Linked DNA regions of Mus musculus: region 1 is linked to region 2. The links are chromatin loops, found by intact Hi-C in ENCODE. Cell type or tissue: gastrocnemius. All regions are shown on one strand. Each heading gives the region's core, and the rest is flanking DNA. Links, peaks and the distances in the headings are about the cores only. Region 1 has its middle 5.4 kb from the start of H1f2. Region 2 holds the start of H2ac6 (H2A clustered histone 6).

Region 1 (8,338 bases), core at 115-8,114, 49 kb after region 2:
ATGGACCATGTTTTGCCAGACTCTTGTTTGCTGGTGTGGAACTTGGCAATATCTTTTGGGGAAACTTGTCACTGGAGGTTTCTTTCTGCCAGGCTCCAGCCCTTGGCCGTCTCTCTGCTACAGGATGTGGTTGAGAGGAACTTCTACAAAGCTACACTAGCAGGGAACTACTGTTTCGTTGTCCTAGATCTCCAATTCCGTTTCCAGCATTGTTGTACACCACCGTCATCGAGATTGTGTCCATTGGGACCAGCATGCACACCGCCACCTCTCACACTTACTTCTGACCCACTGGGCTGTGGAGCCACCTAAACATGGCCATCTCCCAGACCTGTGGGTTGAGGTCTGGCCAGAGATGGATCATTCATTCCAGGGAAGCCATTAAACAGCCCCCAGACTTCAGAGAGAAGCTGGCCTTGCCCCTGCTCCCATCTTTTCATTTGCCTTCCCTCATGTCTTCCTTACCCACTTTAGCCCTCACCACCTCCCATGTTCCCACCCCTGCCCCGGAATACCCCCTTTTATCAAGGCCAGCCCTTTCCACCCTGTGAAATCAAATACAATGTAATGGAGGGCTTCTCAATGCCAGGATATGGCCCTGGAATGGACTTTGTGCCTGGTCTCCTGCCACCATCAATCTCTGGCCCTGTCTCCCATGCTCAACACCGGGGCCCAGTGGTCCACTGAAGCAAGCCATGTTGTGTTCTGAACAACCTCTACCATGTACCATGGATCGGGGACCCATGCAGGCATCGACTTAGACATTCAGACAGACTGATCCACACATATAAACAGGACAGACGGGGGCATGCCCATTTGGGAACATGGCCTGGATAGGCAGGATCTTAGGTTGGGTCTAGAGATGGCAATGATGCTGGAGCATCTGCCTGATAACCTAGCAGTTGGGCCGGGATGTTCTTGTCCATTGCTGATATCAATAAAAGCATTGAAGGACAAAAAAAAAAAAAAAAAAAAAAAAAAAAAAAAAAAGAAAAAGAAAAAAGAAAAAAGAGAGAGAGAGAAAGTATGAAGACATCCTGAATGAATTAAATAATTCTAGGCCAGCTTTAGCTATAAAATGAATCTCTCTCTCTCTCTCTCTCTCATATACACACACACACAAAAGGAAAAAAGAAAAAAGAAAGAGAAAAGAGAGAAAGAAAGAGAAATAAATGGCTGTTGTAGTTTTCTTTCTGACAGGACGCTCAGTTTCAAAGACAAACAAACAACAAAAAGTAAAACAAATATTCACAATGGAACTTTTGATTCGGCCTCAGCTTCTTACCCTGTCACAGTTCTAGGTCATCAGTCTTGTCATCAAAACTCTCTGTATGTGGAAGGGCTTTAAAATCTGCTGAGTAATAGTTAGTGAATGATTAGCCAGCTGACGCTTTAGCCTGGAATTCCACGGACCGTCTGCCAGTACAAACACCCGCAATTGCAAAAGCCGACTGTGAGGAAAGAAGCAAGCTGCAGGTGACATGCTCTCTGTCTACACCTCAGTGGCTCTCCTGCCCCTGGACAGCTTCTGCAGGCGACCTGTTCTCTGTCTACACCTCAGCGGCTCTCCTGCCCCTGGACAGCTTCAAGCAGAACCCTTCTTGTTCAACTAACTCAGTGTCTGAAACTATTTAAAATGATTAGTTAGCAATGTGAGATGGGTGGGTTTTGTTTTTGCATGTGTTTTAAAAATTGTTTCTTATTAATTTATTCTTGTGTATTCTTAGCTGGCCTCCTGAATACTGAGATTTACAGGGATCATGCCTGAATGAATGTTGAATGTTCTTTTTTTCCTCTCCCCTCCACTAATGCTTTACATAATTTGTGTTGTTCCTTTCAGCAATGAGAAAATAGTCCTGGGGTGCCCGTTCAGTTGGACTTTCATATGATCATGCGTGAGTGCAGCCTGAGTCCCCTTGAGTTTATTGGGAGTATGACTAAGGGTGTGTGTTGGAATCAGGTGCTGGGCTAATCTTGAGCCCACTGTACAGTTATGAACCCTTTGTATCTCCATGATCGCCATATTTATTATCATGAGTACTGATAAAACTTAATTATGAACTTCATAATTTTCTCACTATAAGACAAAAGCTGCTCTTGCCTTATGATCACCAGCAGGGCTGGTCAGGGCCAAGACAAAGTTCTGGGTCCTTAAAGATACTACTGAGATGGAGCCAGGGTACACTACCAACAGGAACTTCAGTAGAAGTTGGAAGCAGAGTTAGAGTTTAACTAAAATATATTTCAACACATATTTACATACTGTTAGCAGATAGAGACACATAGGAAGATAGTTACACCAACTGTATATATAGGATTCTCAACAGAGTAGTGCTTAAGTGACTTTACAGTGGTCACATACATGACTTTAGTGACTGTAGTTAAGATGAGTGCTCAGGGACTTACATGACATCATAGGGCAACTCCTAATTTGTGTGCATAATTCAACACATTGGGTGGGATTATAGTTGATAAGGTAAAACCTTGGGGCACAAAGGCTACACAAGGGTTTTTTTTTTTTAACCTATAAATAAAGTTTATATTCTTTGTTAGATTCTAAGAGAGTTGCAGGTTCATAAACAGGCAAGGCCTATGGGAAGGCCATATGTATTCAAGTCTTGAGCATGGTTCATTGCTTACTTGAAAGAACTTGCTATAAAAGGAATATTGTCTCTACATAGGCAACCTTCACAGCAAATATTGCTAATTGAGCTGCAATTGTTGACTTTTAGCTCTCGGACTTCAACTAGACGCCCAGTGAGGGATTCCTTTGCTTTGTGTATCCCTTCAACTGCCTGTCTTTCTGTTTCCCCTGTTTTGCAGGGCAGTGCCTTGTTAGCCTATTTATTGTGGCCATTTTACTTAAAAGCAAACAAACAAACAAACAACCCCCCCCCAACAACTAAGAACTGATTTAATAACTTAAATCAAGGCTCTATCATTAAAATCTACCACCGTATAAAGTGACCATCGTTCCTGATCATCCTGCTGTGAGCTCTTTCTCACAGCCAGCATCACTTAACTCTTCTGAGGAGAGCTCAGTTCTCCAGTTCTTACAGGAGGACAGACTGCCTGGATTGCTCTGTCACTCCCTAAGCCCAGCGTTTGCGAGGCTTATTGTAGTTGCTGATGAACTCATTGTAGAGGGAATGAGCCAACATGGATTCTTCAGTCACTTAAGAGAAGAGTCCAGTTCACTTAATTTCTTCTTCTTATGTTCCCTGCCAGTGGACAGACTACATATCATGAATTTCCGGTTTTTTAATCATGATTATATGACAAACGGTGTTAATAACTTCTGAAAGGGATAGAAAAATATAAACATAGCCGAGGATTAATGCTTATCTAGGTCAAGAGAAATTTGAATGGCATTTAAGGTAGCAGTCTTGTTTTGGCCTGCCATCTAGTGTCTGCTAAGGCAAACAGCAGCACGTGTTGAAAATGGTTGTGATTCCTAGAAGATACAAATTTCACACATGTCATGTAGGGGTGAAAACCTATCTAAAACTAAATAGAGTGGTAAGTAGTTAATTGGTAGGGATGTGTTTTTGCTTTGTATACTTTATATATATGAAATTTGAAAGTCTTATGTTATTCAAGCTTGGTTCAATTGATGACCTATCTCATTATGTAGTCCAAATTGTTCTCCAACTTTGGAGAATCCTCTTGCTTTAGTCTCCAGAATCCTGGGATTACAGACATGAGCCATCACACTTACAACTAATTATTATCTATCTACCCATCTTTCTATCATCTATCATCTATGTTTCGAGAAAATCTCCATGTAAGTATTGGCTGGCCTGGACTCTCCATGTGGAACATGTTGGCCTAGAACTCACAGAGGTCTGGCTGTCTCTGTTTCCTGAGTGCTGCCATGAAAGGGGTGTGGCACCTCTCATGGCTTTAGTTGAAAACTTTATGCCTCCTCGAACTGTATGTTGTGCTAGAGGCATGAAATGCTAAGACTGCTGCTCTGTGCTGGGGAAGTCTGGGTTTGGGGTTTTCCTTTGCTGAAATGTTAAGGCTGGGTAGGATGCTTGCTATTCGCTGGGATGATCACGGTGCTGGAAAGGCCTCTTGACTAGTACTCACTAAGCTGTTTATGAGCCTTAAGGACACTCACATCAGCACAGTCAGGGATGGGCACTAGTTTGTACATAGGTGTTTATGTGCAGTATTCTAAACTAGTTTTTATTCTTTGTATGTTCATCTGAAATTTATTGTATATCATAAATATGTATGGATCCATAAATCCCACAACAACCTATAAAACATGTGGTTTATTATTATTGGCATCTTTCAAATGATGAGAGTAGCATGGGCACATTAATTAACTCATCCAAGGTTAAGCAGCTGGAAAACAGCAAAGCTGAATTTAACTCAGATAATCCATCTATGAGCCAGGGTAGACAGGCCCTTGAGTAATATACAACCCTGCTTTGTTTTGTAAAATAAGAAAGAAAACACAACTACTCTTATTAGCCATGCAAGTATATTTCATATATTTGACTGCTACAAATCTTAGGTCAGTTAACTTGATAAGAATTTGGTCACATTAGAAGTTCTGTGTAATATAAGAAGATTGAGATAATGTGGGAGTGCATGCAAGGTCGAAACATCATGGCCTTTCTTATGAATTAACCAGCCATAGCCTCTTGTCATCAAAAGTATGATCTGCCTGGAATGGAGGAAGCAGGGACAGAGGTGTTATGTGAGGGTCTTCACAAGCTTGCAAAGTGGACATGGAATGGGGTTCTGGGTGACTGTTGGGATAGACCCTTATGTGCAGAGTCATAGACTTGCATCATTTACTCATCTCCTGGTCCTCCAGCGCATAATCATATTTGTTTACACACACACACACACACACACACACACACACACACACACACACACACACACACAAACACACACAAACACACGCCACTCCTTCCCATCTGGGACGGCCCAGCAACATCTCCTCTTATTAGGGTAACACCCGGGTCCTTGGGCCTTTGTGATGCATCTGAGAAATACAAGTAATCCAAAAGTTGGAAACAGCTGGTTGGACTTGCTCTACTCTCATCCATCTGTCAGACTTGATCTATTCTCATCAATCTCTTCAAAGTAAGGAAGGGACAACCTTTCTCAGAATCATGCCCACAGCAGAGGGTTCTCACATCTTAAGGGTCTGGTGGGAATAACTGTTACATGAGCAGTGACTGAGTGAGCACACCCCAAACTTTGAAGGGGAACCCTCGCTACTAATCCTCACTATCATCAAAGTGTAAGTTGTTGCTCAGGAACTGGGCATCGTCCCCAGCACGTGAATGAAAGAAGTGGAAATAAAACCAAGCCTGTGTGCATCAAAGCTATGTCTCTAGATCACTGTCATCGCCAGTAAATTGTAATCTCCACCCACGCACAACCTTGCATGTTTTGGATCAGTGTGGTATGGTCTTTTGAATGAGCTGAAGCATAAGAACTTCCCATCTGATGTTATATATGGTTTCTTTGTATATGAGATAGAAATCTGTAGTGTAGCATATATACCTTACATATGAATAACATATAATTATAAATGCATTTAAGTTTGTATCTTAAAAGATTATTAAACAAATCAATTTAATACCTAGCTTCAATACCTCCTGCCTCCCTATCCCCTGGACTTAAGCAATTCTCTTATCTTACAATTTCACTGCTGCATCACTAATTACTTAAGGAAAAGGTTTAGCCCATACACTAGCCTCTTACCGTTCGTTGTCTTTCAGATTTTTGTTTTCCTGTGAGTTGTACTTTCCCTGTAATGCTTGTTTGTGTCTGTCCTAGCAGGCACCTGGCCTTGAGAGGAAATTCTCTCCTTGGATGGTTGTTGTTTATGTTCACTGCAGGTGTTCTGTGCTTAAATAAGTGCTAGGAGGCTGTCTGGTGCAGGGTGTCCACAGCAAGCGTGTGCTTAGGGATGACAAAATACTTTCTTAGCACATTTAGCTGTATATTTCCCACAAAACAACCATGTGTGAGATGATTCCTGGGCTCTCATCAAGGTAACTATCTAACTTACGTTTCCTTTTGTGCCTTCATTATAAGCTTAGACTGAGAAGGTATAAAAAGTGTATATTGTCATCATTGTCAATTTTGTATATTTGGAAGGCGAGCTTAAAGTTTTGAAAACATTTTAAAGTCTTTTGGAAATAAGTTGGGGGGGGGGGGTGTCGGGGGAGGTGTATCCCAGGACTCTGTTGGCAATTCCAAAGTGTCTGGGGACCATTTTGTACTGTGTCTCTTTTTTGCAATTTTCTATTTTCATTATGTCCCTCCTCTATGCTTTACTGTTATGGTGTATGTTGGTTTCCCCATTGCATTTGAGGGTGCACTGGGGCAGAAAGGTGCAAGAGATCTTGACCTTTCATGTACTCAGGTATCAACAGGGAAAACATTGTAGCAAAGGTTTGATCTTGTAATTGGTGGCCGTCTGTCTGGAGAGACTGAGAAAATAAGAGAAGCACTGCTCAAGGTTATTTGTAGAAATTATTTGTGAGACTGAGGTGAGACAACAGACTAAGAAGGCTCTAAACCTCCTGACATCACTTATATAGTTTTTACTTGTGCTGCCAACATTGTGTGTCTCACAATGGACCAGTTATCGTTTATCATTATGAGGAAGGAATTGGAAATAACGCGGTTGTGGCTTTTACCATCATCCCTTGGTGAGTTAGAAAAGCACAGGTTTCAATCGCTTCAAGTTGGAATCTATACTAACAACCTCAAAAAGCTTCTCCAGCTAACCCCTCTCTGGCATGTGAGAGGGAGGAAATGGAGAAGAAAAGGTGGAAGCCCATCCCTTAAACTTGTCCTAAATACTCTCACCCTCCTGTGAGTGTTTCTTGTTGTTAAACTTTTCTGCCTCTAGCTCTTCTGCACATTCTCTACATATTTAATTCTGCCCACCAGGGCCACACAGCCTGAAGACATGGCATGACAAAACCCTCATGCAATCTTCATCAAACAAACAAATGTACGAGATCACATGACATCATCATGTTTCATCAGTGTCCTCATTTCATTGGTAGCTATCCAGTGATACTGAGTCTAAAGGTCATATCTCCAATCTAACCTTTTGCTTGGAGCACATATGAATAGAAGTTTTCTTGCCCATGATCTTATTCAACTTACTTTAAAATTTCAGACTCCATCATTAAGTCTCAGGTTGCTTTCAAGTTCCACATTTTATAGTTTCCATTTTAGAGGGTGACATCTGAAGGTTCTGATTGGATGCCCTTAGGACAGTCTGACTAATAAGCTTCAGCATGTAATTTTTCGAACTATTAAAAAATATGACTCATATATAAATATTATATGTAGTAAGCTCATGTATATGTCAAAGAATGATGGAAGTCATTAGTGAGTAAGCAAGCTGGATGACTTTTTAGTTCAGTGAAGAATACAGGAAAATAAACTGTGCATTTACTCAGAGAAAGAATGAGAGCTGAATGAATCCTCAAAAATTAGAGATATAATTTATTATTGTACAATACAAACATAACTTTCAGGGTTATCTTTTCTATTGGAAGCAATGAATTTGCATCTACACCAGGCAAGCTTTATTAGTTAATTGCATTAAAGAGCTATGATTTGATTGATTCGGCTTGAAAGGCTATAAGTTAAAAAATTACAACAATCAAATGAACAAATCTAGGATTTTACAAATAATTTGACAATTTACAGTGACAGGAAAGTGAGCAAACTGGAGAGCTAGATCACACACAGCTATTTTCCTGGGGGAGATGGACAACTATCAGATGAGGAGGACATTCGTTCATTTCCCACGTAATCAGAGCAAGGTGACATGTTCTCATTTCTTTCATTGAAGCATATTGGTATGACGAAGGTGCTTGAGTTGTGTACTTTCAATAATGCCTTGCAATTCCCATTTCAAAGTCCACACAGGAAGGCAACTCTTAAAGTGGTTCTATTGCTAGCAATTAGTCCATCCCTAATCCCATTAGGCTGTTAATTCCCAGAGGACACAAGCCTAGGAGATGCTGCTTGCAAGTGCTAAACTAAGGTTATTACGTGAAACCACGCGGCCATTCTCAGTCTTATAAAATATGCTTTGTTTCACAAACATCCCTGAACTCAATTTGTATAACCTTGGGACTTTACCACGCTTTAGTGCTGACAAACTCATCACATGTTTTTATGTAGACATATACTTAAACAGAGATTTCTGATAAAATTAGGGGAACTTCCTTTGCCCCATGTATTAATTATACTAGCAGAGAGTTTATCTTGTATTTTCTCTAACAACAAAACCATGTTGTAGTTATTGAAATATGAAGCTGAAAACCTTAAGCTA
Region 2 (8,338 bases), core at 126-8,125:
GTTACGTGATTAAGGCAACTCAAAATAATCTTTGGGTCTCAGAGTAAGCAAGTTACAGAAACAAGCAATCAAGCAAACAAACAAGAAACCATCTAGTCATATCATAACAAGTAGATAGTCATGGCTATTTTTGGGTGGGGGTTACTGGGAACTTATCTTTCAGACACTGGAGTCAGAGACAAATGACTGGAGGGTACCCTGATGGATGCCTAGCACAAAATGGAGCTTCTTTAGCCTTATCAGGGATAACCTTTATCAGTGTGCCCCAGTACAAAGACTTTCCCAGACCATTAAGACAAAATTGCTGAAGTTCTGCTCAAGGCCTGAAAGCCAACTAAAGCTCTAAGATATTTTGTGCTATAGAGAATTCTGTCTAGCAGTAAGCAGGACTCTGAGGTTTAAATAGTGACAATGCATAACAGAAGTTAAAGAACCATACTAGAATATTAGGGATGAGCTGGGACAGAGCTGTGTGGGATGCTGTGCTTGGTAGCCTGTTCTTAGCTGCCCCTAAGAGTCATTAAACAGCATGATCTACTGGAAAAGATGGTTGTATTGGCAGCTTTCATTTAGTGTGTACTGGATGCCTTCCCTGGTAGTACACGGACTCTCTAGAACAAAATGCTTTCCGGCTTGCCCAGTCTGTGATGCATTGAATTCAGCACACTCAGTGCCCCCCTTTTTATTAGATATTTTCTTCATTTACATTTCAAATGCTAGCCTGAAAGTCCCCTATACCCTCCCCCTGCCCTGCACCCCAACCCACCCACTCCTACTTCCTGGCTTTTTTTTTTTTTTTTTTCTTTCCAAGTATCTATTTGTATTCCTAAACTAAGCATTACAATGTAACAAGTTGAGGTCTTGACCTCATGGTCTTGATGAAGATGAAAACAAAAAGGTTAACAGTGTTCATGATGTATCCATTCACCAGCAAATGTTCAAATACCAAGGTTTGTTTTTAGGGACCTGGAGCTACTAGAACACCTCAAGTCTTTCTCTATCTCTCTCTATCTCACCACGGGAAAACAGGTCCTGTAGATCCTGAAAACTATCCTACCACCATGTTAAGTCTCTTTGTTTCTTTTCTTTTCTTTTTTTTTTTTTTTTGGATCCTGAATAAAAGCCATGCTGGCCTCGGCTGAGACTTCAGCTGTTCACATACTGTCAAGTTTTAACACCTGGCCCCCTTTATACAGAGTCTGTGAAACTTTTTTTCCCCTTTAAGTTCTTTACAGAGTTTAGAATGTAATTAAGTAACTTTTTCTTATGTAATCCTCTATATAACAAAGGGTACCCATTATGTAATAATTTTGCACTATTTCAATTTTTCTTCTCATACTCTCTTAGGTGAGGATGGTTATAAAATATCAGTGTTTGAAGTGTATGTTTTCTAATCCCAGGGACTTAGTTAATTTCTTTATTCTGTTTTTCATCAAAACATCTACAATAGCAATAGCACTTGTTTTTGACTGTTGCTTACAAGGATTAGTGAGGAACACATATCTACCCAGCATGCAGTGGTGCCTACCCAGCAGCCATCTGTCTTGATCAGCCTGTGCTCTTCTAATTTCAGGGTACACACTACAGAGTCAGGGTCTTTTCATAGCAAAGTGAACACAGACACAGAAAGATGTTGGGATAGGGGAGCTTAAAGGCATTCCTGAAGGTCTCACACCTGGGAAATTTCCGCTCAAAAGAAAATTGACAAGGAAATGAAAATGATTCCAAAGCTGATATGAAGTAAGTGAGATCCAAGGATCCAGGTTCTCAAACTTGAAGGAATCCCGAGCTGGACTCCTGACCAAACAGTAGTAGCTATGCACAGTGATATCAGACTTCGTAAGCCCAGCTTGCATGTAGTCACAACTATAGTTCCAGCACTTAGAGGGCGGAGGCAAGAGATTTCAGTAGTCCACAGTCATTCTCAGCTGCCCAGCATGTTTGAGGGCAGCCTGAGGTATAATGGACCCAGCATAAACAAACAATGCCATTCTTCTTCAGCAAGGCATGTTGACTCATGCCTGTACTCCTAACATTTGAGAAATGGTGGCAGAAACCTCAGGAGTCCAAGGCCAGTCTTAGTTATGTAGTAAGTACCCAGGCAGCTTGGGTCTCATGAGATCCGTTTCTCCCAAACCCAAACAACTCAGAAAACTCCTTTTTCATTTTCATTTTATTTTTTCTAAGCCCACAGCACCCAATATTCCTACGTGGCCTCCCATCGGAGTGTCAACTAGGCCTGACACTGCTTATCTTCTACAATCAGTCACATTTAGGTGGTATGATCATAGAACTTTTTTTTTTTTTTTCTCCTAGGGGGAGTCAATGTGATTTTTTCCTCAGCCCTTTATCTTCACAGTTTCTGGGCATCCGATCATTTTTCTTTTAGAATAACTGCTGGGGAAGGAGGAAGAAGCTGCCTGGGTTCTCCAGTATCAGTAAGACTGCAAGCACTAATTTCTGGTTAACACACACACACACACACCAATGGGCATGGTTGTGCATTGCCTTTATTCTCAGCCCTCCATAAACAGAGGCAGGCAAATATCTAAGTTCAAGGACAGCCAGGGCTATACAGAGAAACCCTGTCTCTAAAAGCAAGCCAGCCAGCCAGCCGGCCAGCCAAGCCAGCCAAGAACAGATTCGAAATCTGGGAACAACCAAGGAGCTTGCTTTAAAATGTAAAATTTTTGTAAAAATGGATAACGTTGGTAATTCATAAGAACTCCATGACTACCTGCATGTGAGTTAGAATGAGCTGCCATCATCAGAGAAACTCCTGCAGCAGATGAGGACAAACACAGACTCATGGTCGGACATAACGGAGTAGGTGGTAGGCTTATAGTACTAAAAACATACAACCTTCAGCTGGCTTACATTGACAAACATTAGTATTCGGCTTAGACCAGAAGTTCTGAGACCTTTGACTTTAAGCTGCCCAATCTATCAAATTCTAGGGGGTACTACCAATCTTAATAAAGTTTACTCTACAAAAATACTCCCAAGTAATTAAAACTGTTAACAATCAAGACCAGTCGTTACTATCTAGAGCCCACCAGATTAGGGTAGAAATTATCAATAGAGTATCCTGTTCAACTCTTCTTTTGAAAAAGTGGGGGCTCTGAAAAGAGCCTTTGGGTTTGAAGTTTCCGCAGATTCTGTTGCTTATTTCCCCTTGGCCTTGTGGTGGCTCTCGGTCTTCTTGGGCAGCAGCACGGCCTGGATGTTGGGCAGGACGCCGCCCTGCGCGATGGTCACGCGGCCCAGCAGCTTGTTGAGCTCCTCGTCGTTGCGGATGGCCAGCTGCAGGTGGCGCGGGATGATGCGCGTCTTCTTGTTGTCGCGGGCCGCGTTGCCCGCCAGCTCCAGGATCTCGGCCGTCAGGTACTCCAGCACGGCCGCCAGGTAGACCGGGGCGCCGGCGCCCACGCGCTCCGAGTAGTTACCCTTGCGGAGCAGCCGGTGCACGCGGCCCACGGGGAACTGCAGGCCGGCCCGGGAGGAGCGGGTCTTGGCCTTGGCGCGAGCCTTGCCGCCCTGCTTACCACGTCCAGACATAGTAATAGTGCTGTGTAAGTAACAGAACAGTAAAAACAAGTTACCAAGACTGTACAGACGCGGCAGCTTTTATAGTAGGTTCCTGGGTAGTAAACGCTACTACTTGATTGGTTACAAGTGAGCTCATTGATATAGCCAATAGAAAATCTGCTTCTGGAAACTTCATTTGCATAATCCCACCCATGAACCCACTACTTTTTCTTCTTCCAATTAGCTGAGACTGGTTCGAAATCCTTCATTAGCATAAACGCCCTATAAGTAGGAGAAGTCCGTTCCCAGCCCACACTGAGGTTCCTGTGTTTGGAAATCCGAAGATGCCTGAGCCTGCGAAGTCCGCTCCCGCCCCGAAGAAGGGCTCCAAGAAGGCCGTGACCAAGGCCCAGAAGAAGGACGGCAAGAAGCGCAAGCGCAGCCGCAAGGAGAGCTACTCGGTGTACGTGTACAAGGTGCTGAAGCAAGTGCACCCCGACACCGGCATCTCCTCCAAGGCCATGGGCATCATGAACTCGTTCGTGAACGACATCTTCGAGCGCATCGCGGGCGAGGCGTCCCGCCTGGCGCATTACAACAAGCGCTCGACCATCACGTCCCGGGAGATCCAGACGGCCGTGCGCCTGCTGCTGCCCGGGGAGCTGGCCAAGCACGCGGTGTCGGAGGGCACCAAGGCCGTCACCAAGTACACCAGCTCCAAGTGATCCTGCCAAGTAAGCCTCCGTAGCGAATTCCAAAGGCTCTTTTCAGAGCCACCCACTTTCTCAAAGAGAGAGCTGTGGTAGAACAGTGCGTTCAGTTTTACCCAGAAGCAGATGACAGGTGCTTATAAATCTTAAAGGCAGTGGGATACTTTTAGCTTAATTTCAGTCTTGGTTACATTTAGCTACAACCATTTTGTTGGGAGAAAAAAAAAAAGCCTTGCAAACGTCACTTCCGGTGAGGCGGACTTGAGTCCATCAGAACAAAGTTGTAGGACAGGAGTGACAGACTTTGAAGAGGATAATTGTTGCCATTAGGAAGTTTGTCTTTTATAAGTTGTAGGTTTTACTTTGGAAAGAAGTGGCTCCAAGACTGATGTTAAACATGAGGGGTCTGTAACAAAGGACAGGCTTTTCATTTGTAGATTTAATATCAGATTACCGAGCTATCTAGCATGAAATCTTAGACCAGTATCTTGGTAGAGTATTCTAAAATATGACCTGGAATTGTCAAACTTACGGCATTGAAGTTCTGGTAAAAGACGGAACTGAATTGTTCAAATGCAAATGCAAATGTATCACTTTACCGTACTTTGGCCATACTAAATTTTCATAGTCCAAGTGACGTGAAAGTTTAGAGAAATGAGAAGATCCGAAGCAAGCAGTGGGGAGAGGCTGAACTGGAAGGACTTAATGCAAGAAATCCCAAAACGAACGCCGTTGCTGTGTCTGTTGACTTAACAATTCAAAATATAAGGACTTCAGAGTCATTAGCGGAGTTTAGTCCTCTGCTTGTCCAAATGAAAGGCGAATATTTCCATCACCCTAGTTGCCCCCTGAACAAACTTGGCCATAAATACTGGCTCGCTTCTTCCGGCCCCACTTATCTAAGCCTTTGTCTTGCCTGTTCGAAGAAACAGTACACTTGCTCTCTTCCCCACAGAAGTTAACAGCATGCTATCATCTACATCATTTATTTCTAGAAGCTGTGCCTAGATATGGTTTAGGATTACATTATGAGCTAGCAGTGTGGGGAACCTTTTCAGCCTTCTGCCGCCTTATGTCTCCTTAGTGCTGCAGCTTTGTTCTTGCACAACTCTCCTTTTTCTGGTTCGCATTTGGTTGAATTGTTGCCAAAATCCACAAATCAGGCTCAGAAGTGTATAAAAGGCTCCAGGGTTGAAGTAGATTGATACTTTTCATTTGACCAGCAAATCATTGGTGATTTTTTCACTTCTGCCTTTGGTGAGATTCATGTTGTTTCTTTGTTTGGCCTGTCCTTTTTTAATCTCCTTCCAAATTCTATGTCTCTGTCTCTTGGTCCCCCCCTTCTGCTCTGTGTGTGTGTGTGTGTGTGTGTGTGTGTGTGTGTGTGTGTGAGAGAGAGAGAGAGAGAGAGAGAGAGAGAAAGAGAGAGAGAGAGAAGAGAGAGAGAGAAAGAGCGAGCGAGAGAAAGAGCAAGAAGAAATCAGTGAAACAGCAGTATCTTGTCTCGACATTCTAAAAGTCACGATTTGGTAATTCCATGCCAGATTGTCACATGCAGTGTTATTGGCTATGTTCTTTTTATTGCAAGGTTCCAGAGAGGAGTGAGAAAAAGCATAAACTTGCCTGCTGAGGCAGAATGTTTGCTTCTGCTATGTATAAAACAGTATTAACAGTATTACTTAAATCTTAATGAGTTAGTTTATTATAAGGGATATGGCATAACAGTAGAATGTCTACCAAATTTGAAGAACAAGAGGATCAGTCCTGTTCTGAATAGTGCTCTCCTGACACGACGTCTGACTTAAAATCAATACTTTTGTCTCATTAGTCATAATACTTCAATAGATACCTATGTCTTTGTTCATTGACCTTCAGTCTTTTCTGTTGTCCCAGTTAGCTCCTCTCACTTGCATAATTGCTGTGAATATTTCCTATTTTATGAATATAAATTTGAGGACATTGTCTATCCCAGCAGGAAATGAATAAGTTATGTGATTTAAGTGTAAATTGGTTTTTATAAAGGGTCTAAAAAAATGTATCAACTTTAATTAATTGAAAACCATCAATTACTATAAATTATTTCACATTCTTAGGCATTACATTAAGGTGTGGCCTCTTTTAAGGTTGGATTCAAGTTTACCTAGTTCTAGTCATAATTGCATTTGTACATTTTTTGTTTACTTAATAATTTGACTTTTGGCTTAATTGTGTTAAGATGGATCTTTTATTATAATATAAAAGTGTTAGCATAATAATGTAGTTTACAGAAGCTACGATTTGTTGTATAAAAAAACTACATTAAGTTTACAAACTTTTTCCACTAAATTTATTTACTTGAATAAAATCACTTTTTAATATAAATAACATACATTGAACTAAGTCAAATCACAAAGTAATTTTAAAAATGGAATTAAAACTTAAATAACAAGTGGTAAGGACTCAACATGTCAGGTTAAAAACTGAATTCACTGGCAAATAATTACTTTAAGAACTTAGATGAATCGTAAGTGGAGTGAATTAGTGTCTTCTCATTAGATACTATGCAATTTCTAACTTAGAGGTTACAAAACATAAGACATTGGAATGTTTGCTCTGTGCAAATACCCTATTGTTACACAGGTTATAACAAATAGCGCTTAGCAAAATAGAAAACACGGATCTTTCCATTTAACATGGTGAGATCATCCTTTCCTTTCCCACTTAGATTTGTAGGATTGAAAGTTACTGGAGAAATGCCATGGCCTTAGAGAACCAGGCAGGTTTGGGACTGGTGCTTGTTAATGTATATATACCGGAACACAATTGCTTGCTGTGTTTAAAGGTGTGGCTTTAATTGCTATCAAGTTCCCTAGCGACAGAAGAAAACACAATTATACAGGATAATGATTATGCTTAGTCTATGTTTTAAGGGAGTTGGCATTGTTAAGTAATATAGTAATTCACTTTAGCACATAATACTCAGGGGTGTGTACCAGACTGTCTCTGTTTTCTTTTTATGTAGCTGGGATTTGTCCTCATATCTTAATGTAGTGATCAGTTGGTTACCAATCTTAAAGTTCATGACAATAAATTTTTACAGGATGAGTTTTACACCAAAAACCCATTGTGAGGTTTTTCTCATTTATCTCTTGGTAACAACCAATTTTCCTTTACACTACAAAGAAAGGTTAGGATTCTAAAATAATCACTGTTTGAGTTCCCAGGGACTGTCTACTTGTAATCAATTCTTTTCTGTTTGTTTGTTTGTTTGTTTTGAGACAGGGTTTCTCTGTGTAGCCTGGGCTGTCCTGGAACTCACTTTGTAGACCAGGTTATCCTCAAACTCAGAAATCCGCCTGTGTCTGCCTCCCAAGTGCTGGGATTAAAGGTGTGCGCCACAACCGACCGGCGTAATTGATTCTTTAAAAATTGTTTTGAAAAGAGTACTGAGGAGATAACTCACTGAGCTATATGAAGACCGGAGTTTACTTTTCAGAACTTGTGTAAAAATTGCCCGAGGTGGTGGTGGTGGTGTTGTGTGTCTGTAGTCAGCATAGGAGAAAATGTGTGCTAATAATTAACTCAATGTCCTTGAGGTATTGGCAAATGGCACTGTTCTGACCTTGCACAGTACAATAATCAGAAGGATGGGTTGAGAGGTGAAGGAAACATGAAATGGAGAACCCTGACCTGAGAACTGGTTCACTGCTGCAAACCATTGTTCTGCAAGGAGAAGGTGAAGCCTTTGAGGTTGAAGTTAAGGCCAATCACAGTTTCTGTGCCTCAGTAGCATCACCTGTCCCTTGAGGATAATGGTACTAGTACTGGCCTTCTGGAAATAATACAACTGATTAGTGTAGCATTGCAAAGTATCTTCTTTGGGGTATGGTGAAAATTGTCACTAAGTGGCAGTAGAGAAGATACTAAAGACCACTGTTTTTGTTTTGTTTTTTGTTTTGTTTTGTTTTCATGTAAAAAGCCTATTGCCAATTCTAATATTTTGAACTTAGAATTTCAAATTAAGATAGGTAAAAGGGAAAGTTGTCAGAGAAAGGTAAAAAATATGGTTTTTTTTCTTTAAAAGTTACATTTTATTTTATTTTATTTTTTAAGTCTACTTC

Evidence for each region. Peaks named below come from ENCODE experiments on the same cell type or tissue, not always from the same donor. Only the 100,000 strongest peaks of a DNase experiment are listed, where the experiment ranks them.
Region 1: a loop joins it to region 2, with 2.5 times the contacts of the local background. A loop is called at or near these places in 22 of 42 quality-filtered maps.

Annotation. Positions count from the first base shown.
Region 1 is chr13:23,729,270-23,737,607 of GRCm38, forward strand. It overlaps the pseudogene Gm11338. Among named protein-coding and RNA genes, the nearest start is that of H1f2, 5.4 kb to the right of the region's middle. In gastrocnemius, for the core only: a CTCF peak has its summit at 3,411 (motif pointing left); a DNase peak (open chromatin) is centred at 3,416; H3K27ac peaks cover 1,457 bases.
Region 2 is chr13:23,680,360-23,688,697 of GRCm38, forward strand. It overlaps H2ac6 (H2A clustered histone 6), which reads right to left and starts at 3,600. Exons shown (of 1, transcript NM_178189.5): 1 at 3,114-3,600. The coding sequence starts at 3,558. The coding sequence ends at 3,166. H2bc4 (H2B clustered histone 4) reads left to right here and starts at 3,840. Exons shown (of 2, transcript NM_023422.3): 1 at 3,840-4,262. The coding sequence starts at 3,873. The coding sequence ends at 4,253. In gastrocnemius, for the core only: no CTCF peak of the experiment used is centred there; DNase peaks (open chromatin) are centred at 3,592, 3,831, 4,297, 4,458 and 1 more place; H3K4me3 peaks cover 3,569 bases; H3K27ac peaks cover 2,561 bases.